Linked DNA regions of Mus musculus: region 2 is linked to region 1. A link is a loop called in an ENCODE intact Hi-C map of the cell type or tissue named here. Cell type or tissue: left cerebral cortex. All regions are shown on one strand. Each heading gives the region's core, and the rest is flanking DNA. Links, peaks and the distances in the headings are about the cores only. Region 1 overlaps Ldb3 (LIM domain binding 3). Region 2 holds the start of Sncg (synuclein, gamma).

Region 1 (16,234 bases), core at 4,862-12,861:
GGATCTCTGAGTTCAGAGTCAGACTGGTCTACAGAGCTAGTTTCATAGGTCAGTCAAGGACACAGCAAAGAAAACTTTGTCTCACAAAAACAAAAACAAAACAGAATGATATCACAGATAAGACTAATGTTATTTTTTAAAACAGTGACATTTTTCTCATTTATTCTATAATATGAGACTGACACCAATAATTGCACTTACACATTCAAAGTTATATACTTAAAATATGCAAGGTGGTAAATTTCATGTTATACGTCTTTTTACTACAGTATAAACCATGTTGACTAGGCCAGAACCAAGTACAGAATCAATGGTATAACACTAACTGTTGGTCCTAAAGGGGGAGAGTAGATGTGCTATCATTTCCCCTTTACAGCAACGGAGGCTGCGGTACTGTGTGATTCCTGTTGAAAACAAATCAGTTTACTCTGGAGCCAGAAAATGAGTTCACCCACGTAAAAGGCCAAAGAACTTTGTTTTAAAATTCAGTTAGGAAACAAAGGTTTTGGCTTGTTTCTTCCCATGGAGGAACTGGAGTGATTTTTTTCCTATCCTACTTCAAAGTCTACCATGCTTCTCTTTCTGTTCTCAAAGCACCACTCAGCCCACCGCAGCTCCGCCCACCGCTGCTCCGCCCACCGCTGCTCCGCCCACCGCTGCTCCGCCCACCGCTGCTCCGCCCACCGCTGCTCCACTTTTGTCTGTAAATCAGTCCCTTTGTTTTCCATGTGATTTCATCTGTCTGGGTCTTCAAGTCTGTGTTCCCTTATTGGGCCCTGCCTCAAAACCCTCCCTGAAAGAAGCCAGCTGTGAAGGAAGGAGGTTGGGACTAGCAGTCAGCCAGTCCCCTGAATTTACAACTCCCCACATTTTACAATAACATATTACACTCTGAAGTGCAGAGAGATTTGGAGGGCTGCGAGGGGAGGGAGTCTAGAGAGCTCCACAGGCCGGGAGCGAAAGGGGCACCCGCCCGCAGCTCCCATCCCCACAGCCACCCTATAAGGCGGGTGTTTACAGTCTGCAGAAGTTCAGCAGCTATACAAAGCCGACTCAGGATGGGACAGGAAATAGAATCTAGGATGAAGGCTAGAGGTGGCCCTCTTCCGAGTAGACGCAAGCCAACATAACTTGAGAGGTTTCTCAAGCAGTTTGGGAATCAACGGGTGACTCAATGTTAGAAACACGGGATGGGGCAGGGACTGGTCTACAAAATACACTGTAACTCCGACTTCTTTTCCCCCAAAAGCTGAAACCAAATGAGAAAGGGAAAGAGTTCGGCTAATGTAATAATGGCAGGATTCCGCCGTTAAAAAGAGAACCAGGGGCTGGTGAGATGGCTCAGTGGGTAAGAGCACCCGACTGCTCTTCCGAAGGTCAGGAGTTCAAATCCCAGCAACCACATGGTGGCTCACAACCATCCGTAACGAGATCTGATTCCCTCTTCTGGAGTGTCTGAAGACAGCTACAGTGTACTTACATATAATAAATAAATAAATCTAAAAAAAAAAAAAAAAAAAAAAAAGAGAACCAGGAGCTTGTGTGAGACCCTGGGTTTGATTCCCAGTACCGCTCATGAAACAAAACCCAGGAGACCCTCTTCCCCTTCACAGTAGGATGTGAATGGATGCAGGCAGGAGTAAGCTTTCTATGCCTTCCTGTCAGCCTGTCACTCCGGCTGGCACATGGGCACAGGGTCTTCCAGCCTGGTGTCACAATACATCCTATGGGTACTGTATCCCATGTGCCTACCTTTCTCACAGTATGGCTCTCCATCCTCCATGTGGAAGAGGCTGTTCCCAAAGGGCTTCTTGCAGGCTGCACAGACAAAGCAGGTGGTGTGCCATGTCTGTCGCAGAGCGTGCATCACTTCCTGGAGGAAAGATTCCAAGTTCAGGACAGACACCTTCCCAGGGGGAAGGGAGCTAGGCTTGGCTTCCGCACCAGGCCTGGCTGCTGCCCAAGTAACCTAGGGTACAGGGCAGGAGGGCTCACAGAGCAGGTGCTGAGGAAGACAGGGAGGGAGAGGAGGGAGAGGAGGGCCACAGGCAGATGAGCCGTGAGGGCAGGCTATGAGGCAAACTGTGCAGAGTCCCAGCACCATTTGAAGCTGGTGTTATACGCACATATCATTCCTTGCCCAAGTTAATTAGTTCCCTGGCTTGGTAGTTAGTTGCAAACTGATTGGATTCTAGGATTGTGGAGTTGCTTTTGCTGTGATCAGCAACTTGTTGAGTTTCTAGTAGGACCCTAAAATCTTAGAGGAAGAGAGGAAGTCAGTCTCACTGAAGAAAAGACAAAGGTCACTTACCCCCATGATTTTGGTGTTACATTTGGCACAGATCGGGGCAAAGAACTGCTCGTAACACCGCTCGCAGTAAACGTTGTTCTGCTCCTCCACAAAGCACACATCTGCTAGGGAGGTCTTGCAGTAGGCACAATTGAACTCTTCTGGGTGCCAAGAGCGGCCCATGGCCACCAGAAAAGGGCCCCTGGCATGGCAGAAAACAACATTAAAATGAACCCCCCCAAGTTAGAACCAGATATTTTAAGAACCCCAACAATGTCCATGCGTTTACCTAGACATACCCACTCTGAGGGTTGTTCTAATGAAATAGTATAAAATTCTGAGAAAGCCCCATGCAAAAGATGTGTATTGTCATGTCAGTTAACATAAACAGAACTGGAAAATGGAGCTTGGTGCTGTATACCAGCACTTGGCAAGCAGATCTTCAAGAGCTCAAGGCTAGCCTAGTCTACTACATAGTAAATTCCAGGCCATCCAGGGCTACACAGTGAGACATCCAACAAACAGAACCTGGAAGCAATCCAAACATCTGCCACAGAGGACCCAGTAAACACGTCATGGAGTTCAGCTTATCACGAGAGCAATGGCTATGGGGGCTAACCTCAGCTAAACCACACCGTGCTGAACACTTCTCAAGAAGAGTTTTACATTTGTCCATATATGTAATCCTCGAAACAATGCCGTGAAGGAGGAACTCCTATGAGACCTGATAATCAATAAAGGCAACCAAGTCACAGCAAGGCAGAGGAGCTTACTCAGTCAAGGTCATAGGGCCAGGCGGCGGTAGACACAGGGTACAAACATCATGGTCCAGTTTCAGATTCAGAACACTGGCACCATCAGAAAACTTCATGTTCTAATTTTCCCTCTGTGTTTTCTAGTTCTTCTCTGCTCATTTTTGCTTTTGTTTTTGAGACAGGGTCTCACTATCTAGCCCTGGGTGGCCTGGAACAAACTTTTAGAAGAGCTTAGCTTTGAACTTACAGAGATCTCTCTGCTTCTGATCCCCCAAGTGCTGGGATCACCACACCTGGCTTCTGCTTGTTTTCAAAGAGTATGTTTTTCCCATATGAACGCATGTACCACACACAAATGCAGACATACTGAATTTAATGAGCACCGTCTGAGACCCCTGACTTCTAAGTGAAATGACTTGCTTGAGTTTCAGTGAAGTGTCTATCAGAGCCCTAAGAGGCAGGGCACTGTCTGTGGAAAGATCCAGAAGAACCTCTAAGGGAAAGCTGGGGCAAACCACCGCGTCATCCAGCTTGCAGTGTGCGCAATAAACCTACTGACAATACAGCTTAAGATTCCCAGAACCCAGCCTTAGCCCAAGGGGGAGCTCCTGGCACCAGGCACCAAGCTGGGAGCTTTACCCGCTTACCTCATGGAATCCTTCCAAGTCCCCAGGGATGAGAGTGTCATACAGATATGGAAGCTAAAGCTCACAGAGGCGAGCCAGAGAGACCTGAGGTTGTCCTGCCTGGCTGGCCTTTCGCCTATATCTGCCCTCCTATCTGCCACCCCTCCTATATACCAAAACCTGTACCTGATGACATTGTTACAGTGCCCACAGAGGGGAGTCCGGCTGCTAGCTGGGAAGCGCTCAGCTCTCTGGAAGGTGCCCCTGGCAAGAGGTGTCACTTGTGGACCTGTTGGGTTGTAGGCTGGAGCCCCCCGGGGCAGGGTCTGCTTGCTGACAGTGGTAGTGCTCTTTCCAGGAGCAAACTTCTGAGAGAAGCTGTCATCGGTCACCCAGGGTGGACGGCTGGCAGATTCTGAAGGGCCCCCACTGTAGGCAGCTGATGGTGTAGGGGTATAGTTTGGGGCAGGTGAGGGGGTATAAGCTGGTGCAGGGGAAGGGGAGTATGTAGGTGCAGGTGAGGGGGTATAGGTGGGAGCAGGAGAGGGGGTATAAGCAGGAGCTGGCGAAGGGGTATAGGGAGTTGGACTGTAATTGGCTCCTGGAGATGGGCTGTAGGAAGATGCAGGCACTGCAAGCCAAAAACACCCAAAGAATATGTGTTAGAAATTCATTTTCCCTCATCCCTCACTCCAGCCAGAGAACTATACAAGATGAGCATAATATTGAGACAGTATAACACCAATTACTAAAGAAGAGGTGTTTATGTGTATGGGTGAGCATGTGTTGTGAATCGTGTCTGCTCTATTCATAGGGACTCAAGTATGCTGAGCAAATGCACTATCACTCACGAAGCTTCAGACCCACTTGTCTCAACTTCATGGTGAACCAGATTTCAATTCTCAGCAAAAGCCCAGATAAACAAGGGTGACAGCAGAGGCCTGGAGAGCTTGCACAGGCCCCAGAAAGGAATGGAGCTATAAATAGTGAAGCTATTTAGGGTGGGGTTCTGTGAGACCTTGGCTGCCCTGGTCCTGTAGAAGGTGGGGAGCAAGAGTAGGGAGTGTCTGGGACAGGAAGTGGGTAAGAACAGGTCAACTCAGCATGGACTGCAGGATGCTTTCAATGGTCCCCTAGCCCAGTCATCAAAATCAGTGCTTGCTGTATGTCTTCAACAGAGAGCAGATGTCCAGAAAGCACAGGTTCATGTTTCAAGTTCAGCTACTACCATTGTCTTGAAAAATAGCTTGACTTGATTTGTCGGTCTTGATTCGATAGGTACCCATCTATCTTAGTCACTCGGTGAGCCTAGGCAGAGGGGCTAGCACCATGCTGCCCAGGGTCTAGCTGCTCATTTGGTCTCTGACCTTCCCTGCCAGATCCTCTTGTTCTCCTACATCACCTTGGTGCAAACTCAGAGTGTATATGACACCCCAGAGGTTACCATTAGGGAAAAGAGTGTACTGCACTTCTTGCCTTCACTGAGAGTGGAGAAACAGTTCATCACACAGAAGGGGCACTGTAGATGCTAACACAAAGCACTCTCTACCAGGGCTCGCAGAACCAAGGATATTTCTGCCCTCCACCATAGAGACAACTCAATAGATCTAGCTGTGTATCCTGAGAATATGATCTAGCCAGTTCTCTTCCTGTAGCAAAGATGGTTCTAGACGTGTCATCTCTGTTCCCAGTCTGTTCTTCTGGGAAGAGCACTATCTTCCTCACTGGGAAGTATACTATGATAGCCTCCCTGCCCACATCCAAGCCAGGCCTGAGTGGAACGGACTGTACTCAAACAGATCTCTCTAGATCACAAATGGGCTCAGACCATGGCCCTGTCTGGTCTCTTTCTCCTGTCTGGTGCCCTGGGCCATTCTGGGTTGTTCTAACTCTGTGCCTCTTATTCCCAAATGACAGCAACTTCAGAACTGGGAAGTGCAGGGCACCCTTTGCTAGAGGATGGCTAGGGCTCTGCCTATGGTGAGAGTACAGAGGTGTAAAGCCTTCCACAGCCCTGCCCCAGAGCCATCCTGGGAGTGAGACTAACTCCCATGGCAGATTCTCCAGCTGGATCCTTCCTCCCACTTACAGCCCGGGTGAGGCACACCGCAGGTCATGAGTCAGCCCTGCATTATCCCCCTTTACACTTGAGGGCTGGAGTCCTCAGAGGATGCAGCAGAGCGAGAGTCTAACCCTCCCTAGACTCCGAGCTGCCTCTATAAAGAACACAGATCCGATTTCCACTGGTGTGTAACCTCATCAAGAAGTCTGTTGTAACTCTAAGAGGAGACCCTGCACTCTGGAAAGAAACACACTCATCAAAAACCCTAGTTTGAGGCTTGGGATTCAGCAGTTAGGAGTACTTGCCTAGCATTTTTGAGACTCTGGGCTCTATTCATAGCATCCCTCTCTCAGAAGAGCTCTGGGTTTACACTCTAGTCCTACAACTTCCTAGCTGTGTATCCTTGCTTGAGTAATTAATTCTCTCTGGGCTTGTTTCTTCCTCTAAGAAATGGTATTGGGATTATAAGAATTAGGAAATTATTAGGACTAAGACATGTGAGTGCTTAATTTAGTACATGATATAGTGTGTGTGTGTGTGTGTGTGTGTGTGTGTGTGTGTGTGTGTGTGTGTGAGAGAGAGAGAGGGGGGGGGGGACGGTAGGACAGTGCATCTGGATTCCCAGGTTGGAATGAACTATCAAGTTCATCTCCAGGCCTTTCTGTCACAGGGAAAGCCCTAAAGCAGGTTTCCTGTTGGATGGCAGTGGGCAGGGAGCTGTGATTCTCTGAAGTCACATTACCAGGAATTGAACCTGTTTCTGGTGATAGAATGAATGACATCCTGCCCACCTCAATGGGTGTGGTGGGAACCCCTAGGAGGGACACAGCACAAGCATTTTGTAAAGTTGTAAGTCACAAAATCAGGGTGTTTTCACCCACCTCAACATTCTTACATGGCTTCCCACTGTCCAGAGAGTCCCAACATGCTAGGGACAAGGTGACTTTAGGGGTACTGTTAGAGGAGAGTGGGGAGAGGTGATCCCACAGAACTTCAAAGCAGCTTCATCCCTCTGTTGTAAGATTTAGGGTTCTGTATAAGTCTGTGTAAGCTGTGTCTTTCTCTCTTTGCTTTTCATTTCATTTCTTCTATCCTTTGTTTCCTTCTTGTTTTACAAGCCACAATCCTCTGTGCTGGTCTTTTTTTTTTTTTTTTTGGAAACAGGGTTTCTCTGGCTGTCCCTGGAACTCACTCTGTTGATCATGCTATTCTGGAACCCAGAGTTCTGCTTGGCTTTGCCTCTCAAGTGCTGAGATCAAAGGCCCAGCCAAGCTGTTTGTTTTTTGACATATAGCCCAGGCTAGTCTGGAACTCACTCTGTATTCCAGGTTGGCCTCAACAATTCAGAGATCCTGGTATCTCAGCCTCTTGAGTGCGGGATTACAGACATGTGCCTCCACACCTAGCTCTAAAAGGAATTAGGAATGAAAGCCGTGTGATCGTCAAGCCATGGCCTTATGTACTAAGCACCTGAAAGGCAGTTAGTCTAAATTGAGATGTGCTATTCAGTTTAAAAATCTGAAGACTTAATAAAAGAATATAAAGTATCTTAGTAATAATTATCTTATATTGATTGTATGTTAAAGCTGTTTATTTATTTTTAAATTTAATGTGTGCAGATGTTTGCCTGCATGTATGTCTGTGTACCTCATGCATGCCTAGTACCTAGGGGAAGCCAAAAGCGTGTTGGATTCTCTGGGACTGGAGTAAGTTGGCTGTGGGTCCTGTGGAAGAGTAGCTAGTGCTCTTAACCACGGGTCTGCCTCTTCAGCCCCTTGTTTGTGTGTTGAGCCGGGTCTCTACGTGTTACCCAGCTAGCCTCAAGTGACCTTATTTCTCAGCTTCTGAAATAGCTAGCATGCATCTGAATAGAGTCCAGCTCTGAACCATTTTTAATATACTGAGCTGTGTCTGGAAAAACGTCCCAGTGGTTAAGAGCATGTACTAGTAAAAGACTGGAATTGGATTGCCAACACTCATGTCTCATGGCTTATAACTGCCTTAAACTTAAGCTTCAATGGATTCCACACCTTCTTCTGGCCTATGTAGGCACCTGCGTTCTAGTGTACACACACACACACACACACACACACACACACACACACACACACACGCATTTGAGGCTGAAAAGATGGCTTTGGAGAGATGGCTCAGTGGCTAAGAGCACAAGCTGGGATCCAGGTTCAATTCCCAACCCCCTCGTGGCAGCTTACAACTGTCTGTAACTCCAATTCCAGGGGATCTGACGCCCTCACGTAAAGGCAAAACACCAATGTACACACAATAAAATAAAATATTTTTTAAAAGGTCAGGTGCAGTGGTGCACACCTTTAATCCCAGCTCTAGAGACCTGATCTACAGAGCAAGTTGAGAAACCCTGAATAAAGAACACAAAAAACTCAGAAATTTTCATATGCTGAGCTAAATAAAAATGTATTTAAATCAATTTTACCTGCCTTTTTTTTTTCCTAAAAGTGTCTGCCTCTCGGATGGTTCTTTGCAACAGTGGCTGCCAAGAGCTACTGGCTTTCACAGTGTTGCACAGGAGTTTGTGTAATAGCAAGAGGCAGAGTACTTGCGAGTCAACTTTACAGACAACCTGGAGAGCTTAAGTGGCTACTCGAGGTCAGCCAGCTTGCAAGCTTCCTATCTGAAACGCACCCTAATCAGCTCCTCTAAACCACTCCGAATGCAGAACCAGGCTCCAGCATGCTCCTTCCAAGTAAACCCCGCCCTCGCCCACCTTGCCTCCCTCTCCAACCGCTCCTTCGGTAGGGCAGACATTCTCTTCCTCCTATCCGAGGCTTTCCTGAACCGCCTTCGTTTTCCAAACCCCTACTCAAGGCCCCAGAGAGGAAGGCTGGAATCCTGGACCAGGTTCCTACCTCCTACCCGCTGGGGCTACAAACAGGAGGAGGACTTTCTCTTCCGGGCGGTTCGCCCGGGCAGATCCCTGGGGAGGGGGAAGGAGAAGGGAGAGGACATGCGGGGAGCACGGTCCCCTCTCCTCTCAGCTCCTGCCTGCTTCGCCCCTCTACGCTCCAAATGCCGTAAGAAACCTGATATCCCATCTCCGAGCCCCGGGCTGTTGCTATTTCTACGTGACGGAATTAAGCCGGTTCGAATTAGAAGGTGATATTTCATCTCTAATTGGCACGTTCAAAGGGCTCCTATCGCACTTGGCGGCCCCGGGACTGTGTAATTAAACAACAAGGTGATCTGAGTCACTTAGCCCGGGCTAAGTCGCCGGCAAGCGCCCGGGTCGCCGCCCGGCCCGCAGGCCGACGTGGCCATCCCGGGGACCAAGGTGTCCTCCGCCCACTGGCCCCAGGTGTTCTGGGGAAACGGATGCCCAGCCCAGGCGCCAGAGATAAGATGCCGGCTCGAACCCCGCCCTGCCTCCGTCCCCCACCCCCCGGAAGCTGCGGCCGGGGACTGGCCGCGAGCGGGCTGCTCGTGCTCGGCGGCGCCCAAGTCCCCGCAGCCCAGCAGAGGAGCGGGGTGCGGGCCCGTATCCCCGGCTGGCCTGGCAGCCTACCAGCCGCCCCCGGAGCCCGTTGCCAACCCAGCCTCCCTGGAGAGAAGGAAGGGTGGAGGCAGGCCTCTCCTCTGCTCCAGGCAGGGATGAGTTAACGTCTGCACAGTCTGGGAACCGTGGAAAGGCCTTGGCTCCTGCCGGTCTCCGCCGCCCAGGCCGCTGCGGGAGAAGCGGCTGGAGGGCCCGGCCGCCCCCTGGTGGGCATGCGGGGACAGGACAAGAAAGGTGCCGGGAGGGCCTGCGGTGCTGCTGGGAAAGGTCTGCACCTGACACTACTCCTACCGGCTTCTGCAAACGCCTTCCTGTGTTTCCTGGCCGCACTGAGTGATCATTCTGTCTCCTACGTAGGAGATTTGTACCGCTCCCCTTCCAAAATGCCACCTCAGCCTGTGGAGCTCTGACTTCAGAATTTCCTTTCCTCGGCCCAGAAGTGCAAGAGATGGCATCAGACTACAGATATTATTTTATCTCTGCAGATATAACAAGAGGTTATAGAAATCCTATCTTACTCAAATGAGAAAATTCAGGTCTGAGAGATGAGGTAGTTTGCTTATTCCTTACAGCAGGCTGGGTGTCCCACCCATGCTAAAATGTTTCCTGTCCATACTCAGTTCTGTTGTCGGTGAGCTTCATAAAGCAGGGGACTGATTCTGTCGCTCTAGTCAGGAAAGCCTCAAGAGAAAAGCTTCCTTGGGTCTCATCAATGCCTTATCAGGATGTGTTCTGGAGCCTAGACTTTGTGTTATTCTTTATCCCAAGTCTACTTGGCCAGTTCACACTTGTAGGACACAAGCCCCCTTCCTTCTCCCTTAAAATAACCCGTCTCTTTTCCCTAAGCAGGCCTGTAACTTATTCCCTTCCTCGTTTTACCACAAATGGTTTGTGCATTGGAAAAGTGTGTGTGTGTGTGTGTGTGTTCATGGGGTGAGGTCATAGGGTATTTGGGAAATGACACCTTTCATTCGATTTTGCTATGAACTGAAAACTGATCTTTAAAAAGTCTATTAAAAACTGGGTGTGGTGGCACATGCGTATAATCCCAGGACTTGGGAGGTCCAGGAAGGAGGATCAACAATCAGCCTGGTCTACCTGAGCTACCCTGCCAACAAACACACACACACAAAGTCTATTAAGATTTTATGTGTAAAGCAGAGCATAGTGGCACATGCCTTTAATCCCAGCATTGGGGAGACAGAGCCTGATCTACATATGGCGTTCCCGGACAGTCAGGACCACATAGAGATCTCATCTCAAAAGCAAAACAAACTATATAGAGAGACCATATAGTCCATAGTAGTTTTGAGTGAAGAAAAACATTTGTATTGTAATAGTAAATGAAAAATCATCATTGCTTTTTATAAATTCAAGATGAATATATATATATATATATATATATATATATATACATATATATGCATGCTGGACGTGTATTTTTTTAAAGATTTATTTATTTTATGCATATGAATACACTGTTGCTGTCCTCAGACACACCAGAAGAGGGCATCAGATCCCATTACAGATGGTTGTGAGCCACCATGTGGTTACTGGCAATTGAACTAAGGACCTCTGGAAGAGCAGTCAGTGCTCTTACCCACTGAGCCATCTCTCCAGCCCCAGAAGTATAATGTTTACTTGGAAAGTATATACATACCTAAAATCCTATTTTATCAACCTATGGAATGGCTATCAAGGGATAATTAAAGGAATACTTAAGGCTCACTCCCTGTGTGTGCACAGCTGCCGGAGTATAGAGTGTAAGCTCATGACCTCTTCCTGTTACTCTATGATTACCCTCCTGCCTCGGGTGTGTGTGTGTGTGTGTGTGTGTGTGATGCTAGGGATTGAGCCCAGAGGCCTCACCCATACTAGGCATACACTCTACCACCAGGTTAACACCTCCATCTATCTATCCCATTTCTTTATTGGTTGAATGTATCCTCATGGCAAGTTCAAGTCAGGCACATACAAAGGAGAAAGTCTGCCACAGCCCTGCCCTCCTAAAGTTCAGGGTCAGAACGCAACAGGAAGAAAGACTGTGAGTAGACTCGGGGCTTGGCTGTCAAGGGCCTTCCTATGGGCATAGCCGTAGTACATAGGACCTTCCTCTAACTGGGAAAAGACCTGCTAGAGAGCCCTGAGATTCTTGGCACAATGGCTGGCAGGAAGCCCAAGAACTACCTTGGGCTCTGAGGAAGAAATCCAACCTTGCCTAGAAACTTAGGAAACAAAAAGCTACCTCCCATCCCAGGATGAAACTCAGCACCGATGGGGCAGGGGCCATAGAGACACAACCACAACCAGTGAGCTCTGCCTTGGGTCCACTCTACTGCTATGTGTGTCCATGCGCCCCAGTTATCCCCTGTCACCTGAGCAGGCCATATACTAGACTGGTTGAGCAGCTTTCCCAAAAGGACAAAGTGACACAGTAAGCTGGCCTAAAGCCTGGGGCATTTTTTTTTGTTGTTATAGTTTCTTGTCCTCTAGTTTGAGGCCATCCCAGATTCTTAGAGAAACAGCTTTTTACTCTTTCTGTCCCCGCAACCCCCATCGTCTTTTCTCTCAACTCGGTCTGGAAACGTCCAGCTAGGACTATCTGTTTCCTAAGAGCTAAGTAGTTCCATCCCTGCCTGGTACAACCCACGTGTCATCCCAGGTCAAATACAGGCTCCAAGGCTCAGTCGGATTCTGCCCTACAACCAGGAGAGGGAAGGATAGGCCCCCTTCACTCTGGAGGCTTGGTCTGAAGCAGATAACCCTTTGAGCCCTCAGCCCCCCGCCCCCAGCTCTCACCTGGCTGGTAGACAGAAGGCCGGATGCTGGCAGTGGTTACGACCCGAGGCTTGGGTGCAGGGGCAGCTGGACCCTCGCTGTAGCTGGTATGGGCAGAGGGTGCTGGAGAAGCGGCGGCTGCAGGACTGTAAGCAGAGGCCTGTGGCCTGGAACCAAGGCAGAAGAGTTACAACAAGAACAGTCCATTGGGCTCTGGTATCTAAAGTCATTCCAGGTTCGCTGTCTGATCTCTAGGCAGGACTATGACAGAAACACCCATTGGGTCACTTCCAGAGTCTAGAAAGAAGCCAAATAGGGGAGGAAGCTACTCCCTGTGGCTAGTGCTGCTACCTTGGGAAAGAAAGAGGGCAGATACTAGCCAGACAAAAGAACACATGGAGAGCCCTTCATCCACAGACAGAATGTAGCAGTAGGACTGTGGATCGAGGCAGAGGGAGCTAGAGATGGTCACAGCTACTTCCCTTTTTCGGATCCCTCTGGCTACCTGCTCTCCTTATTCCTTTATGTTGCTGCTGGAGGAACCAATTAATCTCATGTTTTCTGAGAAAAAAAAATTTTTAAATGTTCCGATGATGTCCATGGGAAGAGGCCTGGAGGTCCCGGCAGCTCCCAGCAAACCCACTATACTTGGTTCCTGTTGCTTCCTCCTAGTGGCTTAGCTGTCAAGACCCTAGAGCAAAGCAGCCGCTTCCCACATGTGGCTCAGGGACAATGGTAGCAAAGAAAGAGGGGGACAAAACTGTCCCAGTTCTTTGCCCTGGAGAAATGGCAGGCTTGGCCTCTCTCTTGGGGGAGCAGAAGGCTCCAGGAGCTTCCAGAGCCCAGTAGCTGCTTTCTTCTTGCCTGATGCAGTGTTTCTCAACCGTGCTTGCTTATTCAGCCTTTCTCTCCATTTCAGACTAACTAATGCCTTGCTCCTGCTACATATCGTATATTCTAAAGGGGACCCTTGACCATCCCCAGCAAATGGGTCATTGGTGGGGTGTTGGAGAAATGAACCCCTGGAAATATGCCCTCAGCCTTTGGCATTGTGGGCTTTGTTTGTTTTGTTTTGTTTTGTTTTGTTTTGTTATTTTTCCCCTACCTCTTCCCCATGGGCCCACTGGACCCAGGTAGGAATGAAGGAGGAAGGATTGCCTTCTTGTCTGGGTCCCTAGAAGGGATGGCCGTGGGATGATAACCTATCACTAGTAGCCTGAGTGGATCCAGGGGAGACTGGATGCTGTCCCAGCCAAGCCTGTGCATCCTTCCCTTCCCTTCACACCACATTTATAGTGAGGGCTTCCTGTCCTCTGTGGCTAGATCCCTGTGTTAAGGCCAGAGGAGTAAGCACACAGGTAGACAGGAAGGAAAACACGGTGTGCGAAGGGTGCTTAGCTTCTACCGCAGCTGGATAAGGCTAGGGGTCAGTGGTCAGGGCCAGACTCTCCCACCACTGGGAGCTACATTGCCAGCATCCTGGATTGGCATGGGGAAAAGGAAGCAGAGCTGAAGATAACTAGTGACGGGCCGAGGTGGACATCCAAGGAACTTCAACCCCTTTCCAGGCCATGTGTGAGGAAGGGAGGTATCTGTGCTCAGAGTGCACCTCTGGCCCCTTCTACTGTAAGCCCAGTGTCCTCTTCAGCAGTGAGTGTGCAGGCCTGGACACCGAAGCCTGGAGCTCAGAGCTGGAGTTTGCCCTTCAGTGAGAGGCAGGGTCGGGGCTGGACCGCTCACAGGCTTCAGCCCCGACACTTCTCTTTCCCTGTGTAAATCGGAAGGCTTCCCCCTTCTCCACATTTTTCACTTTCACCAAAGTTCCTGCTCTAGGAAGGAAGCAAGGCTCTAATGAGAAGAGAGTCTGACAGAGGCAGAGGAGAGGCCATTTTCTTAATCCTGTCCTAGGAAAATGGGACAGGACCATTCTAGAAACCGGGACCAAGCTCACCCTCCAATGATTGAGTTGAGCTGCAGCAAGGCTGGGCTTGGCACCACGTGGGATGCTGGGAAGCTGCACCCTGACTCTATGCACCCTGACCCAAAGAGGCATGTTTTCCCTGGAGGCTGTGGAATCTGGGTCCTGGCTGGAAACAGCAACTAGACAGTTCCTGGAAGCCTGGAGAGGCAACAGGGCCAACACTGCTGGCCACTCTGGAATGACTCATCTAGCTACGCTGCCTCTTCCTCCTCCCCCTCCCTCACTTCTTCCTCCTCCTCTTCTTCCTCCTCCTCCCTGCATGCCCCATCCCTTTGGCCTCTCTTTTGGTGGGTACCCAGGAAGGCAGGCTGAGACACAGGGATTCGGAGTACTTATTTTAACTGTTTTGTGTGCACTAGGTGTTTCATGTACAACTCTTTTCAAGAGTGACCTCAGTCTACACGTGCTTCTCTAGACACCTTAAACTGACAAGGATAAGGAGATTCAGAGGTGAAGGCACTTTCTCAACATTTCAAATGGGAAAGCTCTCAACTGAGAAGAGAGTTCAATTCCACTACACGAGGGACCTCTGAAGTTAGAATGCTTCCACATCAAGAGAAGAAAGGGCTGGGTAGTGGTGGTGCACACCTTTAGTTCCAGCACTCAGGAGGCAGAGGTGGGCAGACCTCTGTGAGTTTGAGGACAGCCTGTTCTACAAAAAAGTTCCAGGACAGCCAGAGCTACACAAAGAAACCCTGGGGTGTGTGTGTGTGTGTGTGTGTGTGTGTGTGTGTGTGTGTAGGCTCAGTGGTCCCACCTCCAGAGAGTCTTCCTTGATTTCCTCCAGGCATGGACAATAACTCTCAAGTTTCTTATCTGAGTTCTAAGAACAAAGACTATGCGCAGGATTCCTTTGTGATGGGTGTGTGTGTGGTGCATTACTGTTCATGCGAATATGCGTGTGTGTGTGTGTGTGTGTGTGTGTGTGTGTGTGTGTGATTTTTATCTATCACTAGAGATGTTTCTCGGGGGTGTGGGGCAAAACAACAACAAAACCCTCTCACTAATCATGGCTCGTGCATCCCATACAATAGATCCCAGCTTCCCCTTCACACTCTGTAGAAAGCAGCACCAGTCCCGGTTGGTTTCCTTTGAACCCATTAAAGACCTAACTGCCCGGATCCAGCTGTCCACCAATCGACTCAGGGTGGCTCCTTTCTTGTCTCCTTTCCCCACGGTTAGGTCTGGCATCTGTGGGCCAGTTACCTCGGATTCTCCACGGGACTTGCGGCAGGGCCTGCAGCAGAGGCGGCAGCAGCATGGGTGGCAGCAGCTGTGGCCAGGGTTGGCGAGGCCGCAATGGGAGAGGCAGCAGCGGGCGACTGGGCAGAAGCAGGCAGCAGCGGGGAAGTGGCCTGGCTGGTGCACACTGGAGCATGCTCAATAGGGGTGCTGATGAGGTGGGGGATCAAAAAGACAACAGGTCACATGGGCCCCAGGTCTGGTGAGGGGTGGGCAGGGGTGGGTGGAAAGGACAGTCTGGCAAACAATAGGATCCAGGTGTGTGTGTGTGTGTAGGGCACACCCTCTAGGTGCTGGGAGAGAGCTCTTCTCAGATCCTAGGAGTGCATGATTAGACCTATGGGAGAAGAGGGGTCTGACAACTTAATCTTGGAGGGATGTTTACCCCTCTGTTTCCTGTACTTCCTGGAAGGTCTTTCTTTCTCAGCAAACTACAGGGCAGTGGAAAAGCATATTTAGGTATCAGCCAGACCCCTCTCCTATCTTGTTTGCCTTTGTCCCTTCCCTCACCGCTTGTGTTTTCAGTCAGGAGCATATATTTCCTCTGGGGAGGGATGCTTTAGCCAAAACAAACAAACACAAAAGATATTTTGAGTTTGAAAGTTTGATCTAGGCTCTAGATCCATGAGACCCAGACAATATGGCTTTTAGCCCAGGGCACTGACTGCAGATGGACAGAAGCTACCCTGGAAAGCAAACCAGGGCTATCTAGACCAGAAAGAGGTAATGTGGTCAAGGATGGCTCAGGGATACAGAAACCTGTGCCCCTTTTCATGCCATTCTCTGGGGGGAGCAGCAGGATGTATGGAGAGAGGACCGGTAGAATATACAGTGCTCAAAGATCTTCATGTCACTAGGTAGCCCAGGCATGCTACACAGTCAAACACGACACAACCATGGTTCTAAGCACCTGGAGATCTGAAGGGTCTTTCTACTGGAAACGGAGGAGCACAGCCCTGCCAGTTGTGGAG
Region 2 (16,234 bases), core at 5,594-13,593, 180 kb before region 1:
CACACCTCTAATCTCAGCACTCCGGACTCAGGTATAGGCAAGATGATTAGACATTCAAAGACACAAGCTCCAGGCCAGCCTGGAATCCACAAGTCCCTGTTCAAAAAAACCAACCAGACAACCAGATTACCTTCCCACCTAGGCAGGGCTACAGAATACCATGAAATAATTAGCCAGCAGGAAGTTACTCCAGGTTGCCTCTTTGTTTCCACAAAGATTAAGGTAGAGGACCTTCATTGTCTTGCTAATTGAACCTGGCCTCTTTGGTAACTCTGCAGTTTCTTTTGTCCAGTCCTCTGGGAGGGACAGATAAACAGAAGGGTTTCATCTTGGTTCCAAGGAACTTTAGCGAAAGTGATTCCATTTTGATTTTTTGTTTGACTTGGTTTTTTTGAGACAGGGTCTCTTTTCATAGCTTGGGCTGTCCTGGAACTCACTATGTAGATCTCCACCCCCGCTCCAGCCCCCAGCCCCGCCCCTGCCCCCACCTCCACCTCTCGAATGCTGGAATTAAGGGCATGGGCCACCACAACCGGTCCTTCATTAATTTTTAACCTGGTCTTTGCCGGCGCTTACTTCAAAACAAGGCCTCCTGTAATATGTATTTGACAAAATCAACAAACACCAATAACACTTAATGTTCCCCATAGTCCCAGTATGGGTCAAGTGTTTCTGGGATTTGCAAATCCTCCCAGATTTGCAGATGAAACAAGATAAAATCATTTTATTTAGAGCAAAGTGATATTGCAGATTAAGGGCAAGGGGCAACAGTCCAAATAGAATGTGGGCCACATGAATGAAAATACTCAAGGCAGGGAAGGGGGCTGGAGAGATGACTCAGAGGTTAAGAGCACTCATTGCTCTCCCAGAGGTCCTGAGTTCAATTCCCAGCAACCACCTGGTGGCTCACAACCATCAGTGATGGGATCCTATGTCCTCTTCTGCTGTGTCTGAAGAGAGCAACAGTGTACTCACATACATAAGATAAATCAATCTTTAAAAAGAAGAGAAAAGAAAGCACTCAAGGACCCCGCTCGTTGAGTGGGGCTTCCTTTTATGGGGTTCAAGAGAAAGAGGGCTGGCTTCTAGCGTGTAGTTTCTACTTTGACAGCTTAGGCCTTGTATTCATTCTTCTTACTGAACATGTCCTGCCCATAATGCATCACAATGATAACTAGGGAATTGCCCCTAAAAGGTTACTAAAGGACACAACTTTGTCTCGCTGCACATACACTCAAAACTAGGTCAGGCCAGATTGGCCCTTGTATCGTCATACCTGGAAAGGATAGAAATTGTCTAAATTTGAGTGTTACTGAGGGTGGGGAAACCTAAACTATTGTTCAGAGATGGGAGGTCATGTAGCTAGCTGCAGGTGGAGGGCAAGGGGCTCTGAGGTTGGTAAGTGCATTTGGAGAGGGGTAGCTGTGTACACAGTAGAAGCAGATCAGGGAACTAGGCTGTCAAGTGCATTATTACAATAGGAGAGAGTGTGCATAGCCAAAACCAAACAGGGGTTGGGGAGTGGGGGATAGGGGTGGGGGCCGTGTTGAGACCAAAGTGCCAAATTATCTCCTAAGCCTGCCAGGCTCATTGAAAACGCAGGATATCCAGGCTGCAGAGCCTGTGCCTCTATTTCCAGCTACTACATAAGAGGCCTCCCTCGAACACCAAATCCCCACCAGCAAACACGGGCAACTTAGTGAGACTTCCCATCTAAAGGCAAAGGGTGATGTAGCAGGTGATGTAGAGACTGTGCCTAGCTAGGGTCTATGAGGTACACAGCCAGCCCTTCCTGACTAAAACTGTATATTTCTTTTTTGTGTTGTGTGAGTGTTTGGCCTGCATGTGTCTGCCTGTATATGTACTATGTGTATGAAGTGTTCTTGGAGGTGAGAAAAGGGCTCCGGATTCCCTGGACTGGAATTGCAGATAAATGTGAGGCACCACGAGGTACTGGGAACCAAACCCAGGCGTTCTACAAGAGCGGTGACTGCAGAGGCACCTCTGTATACCCACACCTTTCTTTCTTAACATCTAATATCTTTAAAAGTAGAAAATGCCAGCTGGGTGGTAGTGGTGGTGGCACACATCTTTAATCCCAGCACTAAAAAGACAGAGGCAAGTGGATTTCTGGGAGTTCAAGACCAGCCTAGACTACAGAGTGAACTCTAGGACATCCAGGGCTGCACAGAAAAAAAAAAACCCAAAAAACAACCAAAAAAAAAAACCTGCCTCAAAACAAACCAACAAACAAAAAAGAAAGAAAGAAAACATGCCATGCATACTGGAATATTATAGCTCCTTATGGGCCCTTTACCCAGTGGTAAATATCGTTGTCTCAGATCCCAGATAGCTTATCAGTGTTTCAGTCTTGAAAACAGCTCTGGAGGAACGACTTCACCCAATCAAGAAGCAGCAGAAAATACTTCAGCCTAAGGAGGGACCCGAAGCTTTTACTATCTTCAGCTGTAGATCTAAGTCAAGAATAAAGGCGTGGCTGGGTTTGGGCAGTGGCATGCAAAGTAGAAAGGAGAGGGCTAAGAGGGGGCAAGGGAAGGAAGAGAGATTGGCAAGTAGGAAATTCTGCTCTTGCCTGCTTGCAGTCTAAAGGGAATCAAGGTTGGGAAGCTGTCAGGGACTTGCCTGTAACCCCAGTACCGGGGAGGTGGGAACCTAGGAAGGTAAAGAGTTAAATGCCAGTCTGGGCTATCTATGCACTGAGATCCTGCCTCAAAGCTGAGTGTGTTGGGCCACGGCACCTGAAGAAGAGCTTGACCAGGTGGTCATCGAGAGGGGACTGAAGTGGAAGCTAGTCAGCTGAGACAGAAAGGGAAGGCCTGAGACAGCGGGCAGGTGGCTAGCTAGTGCTCGGCTTTGGAGCGCAGCTAGCATGGGAAGACTTAGCTTTCAACTGGAACAGAAAGCCTAATTCAGAAACGTGTCACCAAAAACTTTTCCTAGAAGCCCTCTGAGCCCACAGACTTGACCTGTCCTCTCCTAGCAAGAACTGGGCCCCACATCCATGCCTAAAGCAGAACAGGTAAGACGCAACCACGTGGGCCGCCAGGGATGAATCCCTGAGTCACACTGGAGAAGGAGAAACAGCAGAAAGACAGTGCGACATCTTAGGTTCAGCTCTTGGCCCCTGTTTCCGACCCAGCACTAGTTCCTGCTGGTGAGGTCTTTTGGAGATACCAGAAATCCCCGACAGCCCGAAACGTCACTTTAGAGCTTTCTCCTTGAGCTGGAGGTAATGGTATCGGCTCCTGCACACTTGAGGAGGTATTCTTTGCGGGGGAGGGGCAGTCAGCCCCATGGATCCAAGTCTGGGTGCCAGCCTGGAGGGTGAAGAAAACCCAGAGCAAAGGCCTTTTTGAGCTCGTGGAGATACTGCCCTCAACTGGCAGGCTGAGGAAGACCTTCAGGGCCAGCCTGGAGCCAGTTTGCAAAGGAGGCTGTTTTTAATCTTGGAGGACCTGGGAAGGGTATGGTGTCCCGTGTCGTCCCGTCCCCCCCCTTTTCTTTCTTTCTTTTTTTTTTAACTGAAGTGGTAAACCCTTTATGTGCCAATTGGGGAATGGTGTTACTCGGGCGGCAACAATAATTTCAAAAAGGCCTGGAGATGGGAAGGGAGGCGGATGGAGGTCTCCCCGGATGTGTCTCTGATGAAAGGTTTCCTAGGCGTAGCCTCACCCTGTGGCATCTGTGAGTCACCCAGCAGCAGGGCGCGCCCCGGGTTTAGGTCCCGTGCGTGGACACGTGCTGAGTGCTGGGTGGGACCTGGTTTTGCAGGATCCCTACTCAATCTGGGACTTGTCGGACGAAAATGTCCAGCTTCGTTCTGGACCAGAAATTTATAGTTGGCTTGAGAAGAAAGGGGAGCTTAAGGGAGGTCGCACAAGCACACTGCCTCACAGACGCTGCACTCCAAGGCCACTGGCACAGGGTTCCCCGCGCACAGGCTTCTTCCTTGAGGGACTGCGCTCCGGGTGAGTCACCGCAGGGTGTGGCCGGGTCCGCAGCTCCCGCGGTTCTGTAGCCTGCACTGCCTCCTGTCGCCTGAGGGCCCTTCCACCCCCAGGCGCAGGTTCCCCTCTCCCCAGCCTCCAGAAGCACTCCTTCAGCTTCAGAGATGAGTCCCCAGAGGATCGGGGAGCAGGTTATTCCCATTGTAGGTGCAGTCTGCTTCCGGGAGAAGGGAAGCTTTGAATTGGGGAGCTAATGAGCAGTAGGCGGCGGAGAGGATGGGAAACCCGCCCCTAACGGCGCCAAAGAGCTGGGCCCTGCTTGGTGGAATCACTGAAGTGAACCCAAAAGGATAATAGTAGCTTTAATTAAAGGCACATCAAGGAGACAGCAGCTGAACAGAGCTCCGGGCCAAGCTCAGCCGTTCCCAGACTGGAGAGAAGTGCCCAGTCTCCTCACTGCTGATGGCTGAAGATGGGCAAAGTTTTGTCAGATCCTGGCTAGCAGTCTGGTCCTTGGGTCCCTGGCAGCACTTATCCACGCCTGGGAAAGGAAGCAAGACATAGTACGGGGGCAATGCCCTAGGGACCCATAGCTGTGCAGGGTTAAATCTCATTAGAGTCTGCTCCCCCAAAAATCTCACATTGAACCAGAGACTGTGAGGAGTGTGCACCCCCCTCCTCTTCACCCTCCACCCCCAATACCACTAGACTTTTCTGTACAGCCCTCTGGGATAGGGCCATCCTTTTCTCCTCTTGGAACAAAAAGATAGTGTCCTTAGCCCTAGGGCATTGACTTGAAGTTGAAAGTATAACCTAAAAACAAAATTCTAGGCCTTTAGGCCCAGGCTTGGGAATATGACCTCTGTGCCTCATTGCTCCAAGGTATGCTAATCATAAAACAGATAGCGACATTCCTCCACCCACCCCCTTCCTAGGTTCAAAGAGTGTTCATTCAAAGAAAGTCACCCTGACCATTGCCGGAACCCGCTATGCAAATGTGCTATTGTTAGGGGCTCTTAGAAACTGTCTTGAGAGATAACCTGCACAATTACCAGGTATTCCTTTCGACTCTTGTGACTTTGCACTTCCTTGGGACTCTTAACTGGTATCGCCCTCCCACTTCCTGAGTTGTGGTTTCTTCCTTTAAATACCCCCTTACTCAGCTACTGGGGCGCCACGGTCCTCTACCCCTGCGTGGTGTATGACTGTGGGCCTGAGAGCGCTCTTGAATAAAAATCCTCTTGCAGTTTGCAGCAAGACCGTTTCTTGTGGGTGATTTGGGGTGTCGCCTCTCCTGAGTCAGAACGTGAGGGAGTCCTCACGTTGGTTGTGGGTCTTTCAAAGTCTCTTGCCTTGAGCCACTCAGATAATGAAGGTTGGTGAGTCCTGCTGCCAGAGCACTTAGTAATCTATAGCTCTGGGCCCCTCCTTCCTGGCTTGTTTCCTTAATAAGGGAGTTAGATGTGAGAAACTAAGGCTGGGACCTGCCTAACAGGTGACACTTCAAAGTAATAAACAGCTGTTGCTTCTCCCCACCCTACCCCCACCACCCAAAGGAGGTTGAAAACAAAAAATTCCATTGGGATCTGGGAACCTCTTGGTCCCATCTGACTTGTACTGGGAGACCCAGCAGGTGGAGGTCTTGCTGGCAGAGGTCCACCTCAGTGAAGCTTTACCATAGCCTGGTGTTGGACCTGTTACCTGCTTGGCTCCTCAGATGGGCTTCAGCAACCACCAAAGCATTGTCCCAGATAGGTGTCCCGTGGCTCCTTCATCTCAGGGAGACTATGTCAGAGGATTTCACACTACAGAGACCTGCCGCTCCTGTCAGTGTGCCTCAAGAAGGTGCTGCTGCTGATGGTCAGGTAAGGCACTGCTCACTGACACCCTGGGCATCTTCTACTTGCTGCATCTTGTCTTTTGTGTCCTTGCTGCCACGGCTTGGAGGAGTTCTGGGTTGTTGAGGACATCTGCAGTGGGTCAATCCCGCTGACTGTGCTTTATCTAAACATCAATTTGGATTTTTAAAAGTAAGCCAGAGCCAGCTCACCCGGCCGAGGGACAGGGTAGGAGCAGGTCAGCAGACAGAATTATGGGGGCTTGAGGAAAATAGGGAGTAAAAGGCTGTGAGGGATGGAGGAGTGGAGACACGTGCAGGACCTTGGGGGTTCCTCATGGGGAAGGCGGAGACCCTAACTAGAATGGGCAAAGCAACTAAAGAATACAGAAGGGCTGAGTTCGGATTCAGAAGACCACTCACCCAGTGGGTGTGGCTTCTCCCTCCTCTGCCTTGGGGATTCCACCTGACGATCATGGGAGCTCTCAAGGCTGAAGATGATTCTAATAGACACTTAGCAGGGGTATTTCTATTGCTCATTTGCATGACGTATGTACGTGCGTGCGTGTGTGTGTGTGTGTGTGTGTGTGTGTGTGTGTGTGTGTGTGTACGTACATGTTTAGGCCCTTGGAGTAAAACCCTGCTAACTCAAGCTTGTTTGTTCTCAGAAAAAAGGAAAAGATTTGGGACTTTGGTAAGGAAAGGCTGGGTGTCTGGACACTTGTGGGTGCCACTCCAGGCCCAGCAGCCCTGAGAAGTCCCTGATCCCAAAGGCGAGGAGAGGGATTCTAGAGTTTGGTAAGTCAGTCTTTGATGCTAGTCCTAAACAAACATTACTTAACTGACTAACATATCTATCTGCATAGTTAAAGCATGACCTAAAAGTAGAGATGACAAAGGGGACACACGTGCCAGTCACCCTTAAGATACTTTGACAAGCCCTGTAAAGTTTGTTTAGTGAAAGTGGCCTCCAGATTCCCAAAGTAACCTAGGTGACTGTCATCATTGTAAGCCATGTGGCCAGGTGCAGAAATCAGGGAGAGGTCTGCTGTGTCGCTCAGTCGAGTTTAGTGATTTGTTTAATTCACTTTCTTTCTTTTTTTTTTTTTTTTTTTTTTTTGGTTTTTTGAGACAGGGTTTCTCTGTGTAGCCCTGGCTGTCCTGGAGCTCACTTTGTAGACCAGGCTGGCCTCGAACTCAGAAATCCGCCTGCCTCTGCCTCCCTTAATTCACTTTCTTTCTTTCTTTTTCAGGACAAGACCTCTCTGTAACCCAGTCTGACCCTGAACTCACGATTCCCCTGCCTCTGACTCCTGAGAGCAGCATTATTTATTTGTGTGTGTGTGTGTGTGAGAAAGAGAGAGAGAGAGAGAGAGAGAGAGAGAGAGAGAGAGAGAGAGAGAGAGAGAGAGAGATCACACGCATGTGTAGCACAATGTGAATGTGGAGGTTAGAATTCTTGCAGGAATCAGCTCTTTCCTTCCATCATGTAGTTCCAGGGATTGAACTCGGGTCATTAATCTTAGCAGCAAGCTCTCTATCCACTGAGCCAGCTTACCTGCCCCAAGTTAGTGATTTTTAAAGTCAACCAAAAAAGCCCAGCTTGGCTCCTATCTGTAATGCCAGCACTTGGGAAGCGAGGGCAGGAAGGATTGCTGGAAGTCAGAGGCCAGCCTGGACTACTGAGTGAGACTCTGTCTCAAAAGAGCAAACCAAAACCCCTAAAAGGCAGCTGTGCATGGAGGTCTACTGCTGTGATCTTGGAGGTAGATGCAGAAGGGTCAGGGGTTCAGGTCCACTTCAGCTACATGGTAAGTCTGAGACCAGTCTGGGATATATGAGATCTTGTATCAAAAAATAATAATAAAAATAAACCATAAATATAGTGGTCCATGCCTTTAATCCCAGCACTCAGGAGACAGAGACTGGCAGATCTCTGTGAGTTCAAGGCCAGCCTAGTTTACATAGCAAGTCCAGGACAGCCAGAGCTACACAGTGAGACCTTGTCACAAACAAACAAACAAACAAACAAACAGAAAGGTTCCATTTATGTAAAGATGGGGAGGCTGGAGAGATGGACGGCTCAGCAGAGAATGTGCTGCTTTTTCACAGAATTGGAGATTAAGTTCCAGCATCCGTGAAGGTGGATCGTACCTGCCTCCCTCTACTCCAGCTCCAAGGGGTTTGACACCCTCTTCTGACTTCTGAGGCCACTACCCTTGTGTGCACAAACCTCCTCTCAAATACATTCATATACACATAAGTAAAAACTAAACAAACCCAGTCAATATTTAACTTTCAAAAAGGAGAGAAAAAAAAGAGAGAGAGAAGGAAGTTTGTAGGAGTTTGGTCTGGTGCTGCTTGTATTCAAATCCCATACTCTAAGATCTGGTTACCCCCAATGAGGGGATCCTCACGTACACCAAGGGATGCTATGCAACGTTGCTCCCCAAATTAATTGGTGAATAAAATGCTAAAGCTTGTGATTGGGCAATAATAGATAGCGGTAGATGAGTTTTCAGTTACCTGGCTGGGGGTTGCAGGTGGGGGGAGGAGAGAAGAGCGAGGAAGGAGGAGGGAGACATCCTCATGGGGTACATGGATCATGAGCACATAACTATGGGGGTCCTGCCTACTGGAATAGGAGCTGTCCAGGTGGAGCATGTCAAGTAATACCTTGGGGCTATTGACAGGGAAGTAGACAAAATAGCACAGAGGGTTGATATCTGCCTGGCTCTAGTGCTTTAAGGCTTATTATAAATATAAAGCTTTTGTGTCTTTTATTTGGGTGTTAAATGATCTAAGGTGGGGTAACCCGCACCCCCCAAGTAATATTTCCCTAACAGAAGTTAACTAAAAGCAGCTGAGGTTGGAAGGTTTATTTTCCCAAGGTTAAACATCAGAAGGCCTGCAGGAGGAGCCAGGGAGTGGGACTCCTTGAGTAAGAACAGGCCTAGGACTAGAGCATGGCCTTTCTTTTCCAGAGGTTAGCCCAGAGCTTGGGACTGAGGTTAAAGGCTGGGAGCACTGCAGGTGCCTGTAGGTCTTCCTGGAGCAGGCTGACCTTGCTGTTTATCAGTTGAGTCCAGAACAGGGATTTCGGGGAGCAGAGACCTCTGCAAAGGCATTGGGAGGTACGAGACTTAATAGGCCCAGGTCTGCTGCCCGTCCTCCACCCCAGAGAGCTCCCAGGTGGGCACATCTCTCAAGCAGGCACACTTCCTGGGCAGGCACATGTTCCTGAAATTTTGCGTTGTGGGAGGAGGTATGTTTGGGAGCACACTGACTGCCCTGAGCCTCCTTCCTCCCATCCATGGGACCACTGGCCCTCTGTTCTTTCCCTCCTCCTCAGCAGTGGAAGCCTGCGACTCACCCATCTGGATTCAGGAGCTCAGGGGCAGGTTGACTGGGCTATTCTTGACCCCTGCTCCCTATTGCACAGGCTGGGTGGGAGATAAGTGTCTCAGGCCACTGTGGACTCAAGCTCTGGCTCTGGCACTGGCACCAGACTGGAGGCCTGGACAAGTGGCTTAAGAGTTCTGAACCCATACTGAACATCTAATAAACAGGTGAGGCCCCTAAGGAGGATTCCAAGATGAAACAGCCTCATGCTAGCCCCCAGTCAGGCTGGGTGCCTGGGCTGTTTTGAAATTTTGAACTGGCTCCATGGATACCATAGCTGAGCATGAAATCAGGCGGTTCTGGAACAAGACTATCCAGCTTGTACCTAGTCCGGAGACCACTCAGCTCTGTGCTCTTGGGCACGTTGTTTAAACTCAGTCCCTTAATTCCTTCTTTTTTTTTTTTTTTTTTTTTTGTTTTTTCGAGACAGGGTTTCTCTGTATAGCCCTGGCTGTCCTGGAACTCACTAGGCTGGCCTCAAACTCAGAAATCCGCTTGCCTCTGCCTCCTGAGTGCTGGGATTAAAGGCTTGCACCACCATGCCCAGCCCCTTAATTCCTTCTTAAGGCTTACCATGGTGCATACCAGCTATTTATTCATCTTCAGCACTGAGGTTTGAACCTACGGCCTCATGCTTGGTAGGCAAGCATTCTGCCACCAAACTATACTCCCAGTCCCAAATATGTCAACACCATTTTCTTTATGATGTCCTGTAGTCTCCTGGGCTAGAGGGGAAAGGAAAGCCCACCTGTCTGAGGATGTCAGGGGCCATGGAAGGTGCCTTGGGTTGCTCTGCTGTCCCTGTTCACCCTGTGGTTGAAGCCCTGGTCCCCGTAACACACAAGCTGCAGTTACACAGACATTCTCACCCTCTGCCCACCTGAGGTTCCTCAGACACAGTGAACCAGGCAGGCAGTGGGATCCGCTCTAAAGGGACACTGAGTCTGAGACCCTGTCTAGCCACTGCACTTCCATGGACAGTATCAGCAGCCTGTTATTTAGGGGGAGCCAAGAGAAAGGATGATACACTGCTGCTAAAGACAGCAGGGCTCCTGAAGGCACAGGTTCCAGAACTCTTCACGTGTACCTGGTCCCATCAGATGCTGAGCCTTGATGTCTTTCCCCTGGGAATGTCCAGAGGGCTTCATGAGGGTCGGCATAGCACAAAGAAGAAGCACTGGTGGGAGTGGGGCTCAGGTTTTATTTGGAATCATTAAAAAAAAAGAAATCACAGCAGCATCTGATTGGTGATCAGAGGACCATAGGGTAAAAGGAGCCAGCAGGGGGTGCTGGCGCTGGCAGTAGCGTGTGTGGACTTGTGGCACTGGGCTAGGGACAGAGAACTTGGGCAACCTGCAGGGCACTCTAGGCAGGGCATTCAGTGTGCCAGGTTGAGACAGGGTCCAAGGCAGAGGGGTGTCCCTTGAGCCTCTGTGGTTGGCTGGCAGCCTTCTAGTCTTCTCCACTCTTGGCCTGGCAGAGAAGAGAGGGCAGGAAGAAGAGGGGGAGGGCAGGAGGGAGGGAGGAAGGGAAGGAAGGAGGGAGGGAAAGAGACTTGCACCCATTTCCAGGCCCACAATTCTCCTTGACCACCTGGAAATGGTCACTCATGGAGCGGTCAGGCACTCGGGTCCCTGACTGCCCTACCCACGGCACTGTGGGAAGCTGTGGAAGGTCTCCCAGGACCAAGAAATGAAAGCAGGGCCTCTCTGGCTCAGGTCTCTATGGCAGAACTTTCTGGTGCACCCTGGGAACCCCTCTTACCTCTTCATTCTCCTCTTGCTCTTTGGCTTCTTGGTCCTGTGCAGGGGGTTCCAAGTCCTCCTACAGGGGAGCAAAGGAGACACAAGGCTATGGGAAGAGACACGGGCCCTCAGTTGCCATAGCAGGGTCTCCCCTGTCAGGTCTCACAGATGAACAGAGGCCTTCCATCATGTTTCTGTGCTTAGAGGGTCTGGAGGTGCCAGATACCCTCCAAGCCAGGCATCATCTCCTGCAAGCACATCCCAAGTCATGGGCACCTGGCCCCTACAGACTTAGGCTCCTTAAGCGAGGAAGCCTGGAGTGTGTGCAGTAAGGAGAGACCCTTGAGTCACACAAACCCCTCCCTCAGGCTGTATGAGCATCGAATGCCATCACTGTTCACAGAGATCCTGAGGATAGGGGTCAGGGCCTAGATACTATTGCATGGCTTCAGAGTTCAAAGTATCAGGGCTTCAGGTCCCTCTCAGGTACTCAGGAGTGTGGGTCACTCTTCCGGCCTTCCGGATGGACTCTTGGCTCAGGCCTGTCTTCCATCTCCACAGCATTTCCTTCACGGTCATGACGGCAGTGGGTTTGGAACTAGACTGATGGTCAGTCTAGAGTCTGTTCTCAGAACGTATCTGTGTTAACTTGGGGTTAGGGTATGATGTCACAACTAGTTCATGGGTCAACAGAAAATGGCAAAGCCCCAAGGGCTCAGTAGCATCTTCTAGGTTAGCAAGGGTAGCCTGAACTTGCTCCCAGGATCCTTCTTGCCAGTGGCTTGGGAGTAAGCTTCCTGGGATGACTGCTGTGCTGGGAACAGTGGTAATGATGATGACAGGTGCTGTCTTAATTAGGGTTTTACTGCTGTGAACAGACACCATGACCAAGGCACTTCTTATAAGGACAGCATTTAATTGGGGCTGGCTTAATGGTTCAAAGGTTCAATCCATTAGCATCAAGGTGGGAGCATGGCAGCATCCAGGCAGGCATGGAGCAGGAGGAACTGAGAGTTCTACGTCTTCATTTGAAGGCCACGCTAGGAGAAGGCTTCCAGGCAGCTAGGGCAAAGGTCTTAAAGCCCAGGCCTACAAGGCCACACCCACTCCAACAAGGCCACACCCACTCCAACAAGGCCACACCCCCTAATAGTGCAGCTCCTTGGGCCAAGCATAAACAGACCATCACAGGCACTAACCATGTGCCTGGCAGAATTGCATCCTAGTATCACTTCTCTGCCTCCTCCCAAAGCCCTAAGGTGTAGCATTTCAGATGAGGAAATGGGTATAATCCAGAGAGGATCTTCTCAAAGTCACACAGCCTGCAGAGGTGCACCTACACACTCCAGTGACAGGAGACCCTGTGCTGGCCCTGGAAGCAGGTGTTTGGGGTGAGTGACCCCTCCCCTTTCTCCTGCTCCTTACAGTAGTCTTCTGTGGCATTGGCTGTGTGGGAAGCCTAGGGCTGCACCATTGGGGTTGCCTGCTGTAGTGTGTGTGGCTGACCATAACAGGTCTTTGGAATTAGCTTCCTTCCCAACCTCCATTCTGGAATCCCCATTCATGCACAGTCCATACTCAGTCTTTCAAGGGTGTAGCTCAGAAACTGGCCACTCACGGAACCTACGTGCTGGCAGAGACCAGCCATGTGACCGTGGTGCATCATATCACCTAATCTCTCTAGGCCCTTCCTTCCATATCTGGTTTGGTGGAATTTGGGGCCCCATTAAATAGGTTAGTAAGTGTAAAAGACTTAAAGCAGAGCTTACTCTTTGGCAAGTGCGGAGACAGCTCCTACTTCTGGCATCTATCCCCAGAGAGCCTGATGCCCCTGTTTTATCCACTGCCTGCCACATGCGTACATACACATGCGCATCCATTCACACATGCATTCCACGCATATGCGTTCACACACATCTCTACCCTACCAATAATGCACATACAACCCACATGTTCACACAAAGACCTCAGCAGAGGGTGGAGTCGGAGCCCTGCCACTTGCCCACCACAAGTGGGCAGTGTTGCCATTACTGCTTCCTTGGGAGGTGGAAGCTAGACCCTGGGATGAGGGAGGGTTGGATAAAAGATAAAAGGTAGCTCTGGTGGTGGCTTTCAGCTTTAGCCTGTCACCATACACTGCCCTTGTGATATGTATTTCCTGCATGCCAAGGGGATGGGGCTGGCCATGGTCTGCATGTCGCTTTCCTTGTGCATAAAATGAATCCCAAGTCCCCACTCTTGGAGTGTGATGGGGATTCCTGATATGAACAGGTACAGAGATACCAAGTCGCCCCAGCACACAGTGGGTACTGTCTGTAAAGTTAAGCAGTGTCTAGTGCTATTTACCCGTGTGTTCACGAGGGCAGAATTGCCTCCTATTGCTGGGGAGCCTAGAAAAAGGACATGAACCAGGCTTACCTTGCGCACCACCCCGGTGGTGACCACGATGTTTTCAGCCTCCTCCACGGTCTTGTTGGCCACTGTGTTGACGCTGCTGACCACAGCTTCACTCACGGCATTGGCCTGCTCCTTGGTCTTCTCAGCCACTGCAGAGGATTCTGGTTGGACTCAGCCCTGGCCCCCTCCACTGCTGCCTACCCAAGCTGAGGAGAGCAACCCCTTCCCAGAGCCCAGATGCCTGATGCCTGACTTCTAGTTACTTCGATCCCTTTGTCTGACTCTAGGGCAGAACAATGTGATGGTCTATCTTCAGGGCATGTAGTGGTTTGGGTCACCAAGGGCTTAGGGCTCCAGTTGGTACAAAGAGGACTTCAGGTATGGACCCTGGATATAGGGCAGGATTTGTGGGGTCCCCAGTTCTGGGTCATCTTACCTGAGGTGACACTTTGTACCACGTTCTCCTTGGTTTTGGTGCCTATTGGAGGAAGAGGTGTACAAGCGGTCAGGGCAAACAGCTGGACACAATGTGGGGGCCAGGAGGGGATGAGGATGGCGTCTGGGGACAGTAGCCCCTTCAAAAGGCCATTTCCTGCTGTGTCTGAAGGACAGAGGACAGACGGGAAGGAGACAGGACAGGAAGAGGGGACAAAATAGACCAGGCCTGAGGTACTGTTACTGGTAGGGCTATGGCCCTTGCATGGGCGTGGCCCCGGCCTCAGAAGCAGCAGCTGAACAGGGCAGAGAAAGCTGAGTCACAGGATTAGCCACCCCTGTCCCCTCTTTAGAAAGAGCCCAGAATGCTGGGGGTGGGTTGAACACTAAATGGGACCCATTTTCACAGACTACCCTTCCCCTCTAAGCCAGGAGTGGCCTGGCTCAGATGCAGCAACTCCCATTGGAGAAAGCGGGGTCCACCTGAGCAGATCATTACCTCAGGGTCTCCAGGTTAGGAGACTCCAGGCATGTGTGTGCATGCTTTTGAGTGCCCACACGTAGGTGTGGCACTCCGGTCCTGTCCCACTCAGAGTCCCTTCCCCCAGAGTATCAAAGACAATTAGATACTACCATATTCTCCAGGGTGTGCGACCCTGCCTCAACAATCAGAATTTCATCTCAAAACGCTTTCTAGAAGCTGGGGGAATCTGCAGAGGGAGGCATCTGCCCTCCATTAGGGACCCCTCCACCCTGCCCCGCCCCGCCCCGCCCCACCTACCACACTCACCCACATACATAACCCCCTCCTTGGTCTTCTCAGCTGCCTCCGTTACTCCCTGCTTGGTCTTTTCTACAGCACCCACAACACCTTCCTTGGCAATGGAGAAGCCTTTCTTGAAGACGTCCATGGTGTTTGCAAGGATGGAACCTGGCTGCTGCAAGCTATGGACTGGAGTGCTGCCGCAGCCGCTGTCTCTGCTGCTACTGCCTCTTATTGACGCAGATGAAATATTGATGCTGTGGCTGCTGGCTGGAGCCCAGCCAGCCCGGGCCAGGGTGGGGGCAGGGAGGGCGGGCCAGAGAGAAGGCATGCCTCACGGGGATACCAGCGAGCAGGGCCCGGGCCCCTACTGGCTCTATTCTGCCCTGCTGACTCTTGTTGGCCCTGGGGGAGGGAGAGCGTGTTGGAGGCTGGACATATCCTAATCTATCATTACACCTCATTCATCCTTGGAAAGCCCTGGTGGTCTCGTGCCCTGGCTCTTATATGCAGAAGAAAAGTGCCTTGACTGATGATGCCTCAGTGTCCCAGGCTGGGCCGGGGTCAGGGCCAATCCAATGAATGGCCAACCTGCAGGCTGCCCTGTTATCCAGTTCCCCACTGTATCCTGGATGCTCTTGAGCCTGGAGCTCTAGCCAAACCTGTTGGAAGGCTGAGGCCAGAAACACCCAAAGCTGCTCCCCATGCCCTAGACTGGGCTGCCCGCTGTGTGATTCTAGCATAGTCCCTTTCCTTCTCTGAGTTCCCACCCACCTGCTAGTTCCCATAGCCCAAGGTGCCGAGCAGGTGTGATGTGCCCGTTCCCCACTTCCTGGCCAACAGTATGGGTGGCACCAGATCTCCTCCAGGCCCACGACAGAGTCCTGGAGAAATAAGTTTAATGGGGCCACCTTTATGTGTCTACCAAATCCCGTGTCCCTGATTCAAGTGCCCTCAGGACACAGGAATTGACCTGAGTGGTTGGAGGCCTCCAAGGGGGCCAGGCTGGAAGGGGCGGGGGCGGGGGCGGATGAGACTTGCCGGGTGGGCCGGACCAGGCCACTTCCTCCCTTTGTTGTCCTCGTGTTTTCTTTTCTTTCTGACATTTCGCTTGAAGACCACATCACCAGCAAATTTGAGAGTCACTTGTAAGGCTGAGCATCAGCACAGGAGCCCCTCACCATGATCCCGACACTGCTGCTGGGCTTTGGGGTGTACCTGAGCTGGGGACTGCTAGGGTCCTGGGCACAGGACCCCGGTACCAAGTTCTCCCATCTCAATAGGCCCGGCATGCCTGAAGGCTGGAGACTAGGGGCTGAGGATACCAGCAGAGACCCCATCAGACGGTAAGGAAATCCTGCCCTTGTCGGAGATCGGGAGATGATGTCTGAGCCCCAGATACACATCTGAGGAATGGGCTGATGTGTGGCTATCTCTATAGCTAAGGGATGCTAGTTTCCTGGATCTGGTACTCCAGGCCCCAGGCTGGGGATGGCAGGGTGATTCCTGCTTGACCTATAGCAGGGGCTTTGGGTGGGGCTGCAACAGGTAACACAGCTCCCACTAGTGGCATGGGACTCAGAGGGTTGGGTGTTCTAGATGATTCCAGGTGATGGGGCTATCGCTCCTGCTCTTCAAAGGAGCTCAGCTCTGAAACCTGAGCCTCTGTAAGGCTGGCCCAGCCTAA

Evidence for each region. A loop is a pair of places that touch in the nucleus more often than their neighbours do. Peaks named below come from ENCODE experiments on the same cell type or tissue, not always from the same donor. Only the 100,000 strongest peaks of a DNase experiment are listed, where the experiment ranks them.
Region 2: it touches region 1 in a loop (2.1-fold over the local background); 8 of 42 quality-filtered maps call a loop at or near these places.

What each region holds. Positions count from the first base shown.
Region 1 is chr14:34,540,116-34,556,349 of GRCm38, forward strand. Ldb3 (LIM domain binding 3) reads right to left here. Exons shown (of 15, transcript NM_001039074.2): 9 at 15,228-15,413; 10 at 12,062-12,207; 11 at 3,858-4,302; 12 at 2,312-2,492; 13 at 1,753-1,873. Among named protein-coding and RNA genes, the nearest start is that of 9230112D13Rik, 25 kb to the left of the region's middle. In left cerebral cortex, for the core only: CTCF peaks have their summits at 9,471 (motif pointing left) and 10,738 (motif pointing right); DNase peaks (open chromatin) are centred at 8,587 and 9,402; H3K4me3 peaks cover 1,723 bases; H3K27ac peaks cover 1,642 bases.
Region 2 is chr14:34,359,886-34,376,119 of GRCm38, forward strand. It overlaps Sncg (synuclein, gamma), which reads right to left and starts at 14,784. Exons shown (of 5, transcript NM_011430.3): 1 at 14,575-14,784; 2 at 13,786-13,827; 3 at 13,371-13,498; 4 at 10,972-11,031; 5 at 10,389-10,680. The coding sequence starts at 14,695. The coding sequence ends at 10,660. Gm41131 (a long non-coding RNA gene) reads left to right here and starts at 5,242. Exons shown (of 2, transcript XR_874521.1): 1 at 5,242-6,603; 2 at 7,059-7,686. It overlaps Mmrn2 (multimerin 2), which reads left to right and starts at 15,619. Exons shown (of 7, transcript NM_153127.3): 1 at 15,619-15,893. The coding sequence starts at 15,730. In left cerebral cortex, for the core only: CTCF peaks have their summits at 10,506 (motif pointing right) and 12,952 (motif pointing right); a DNase peak (open chromatin) is centred at 12,948.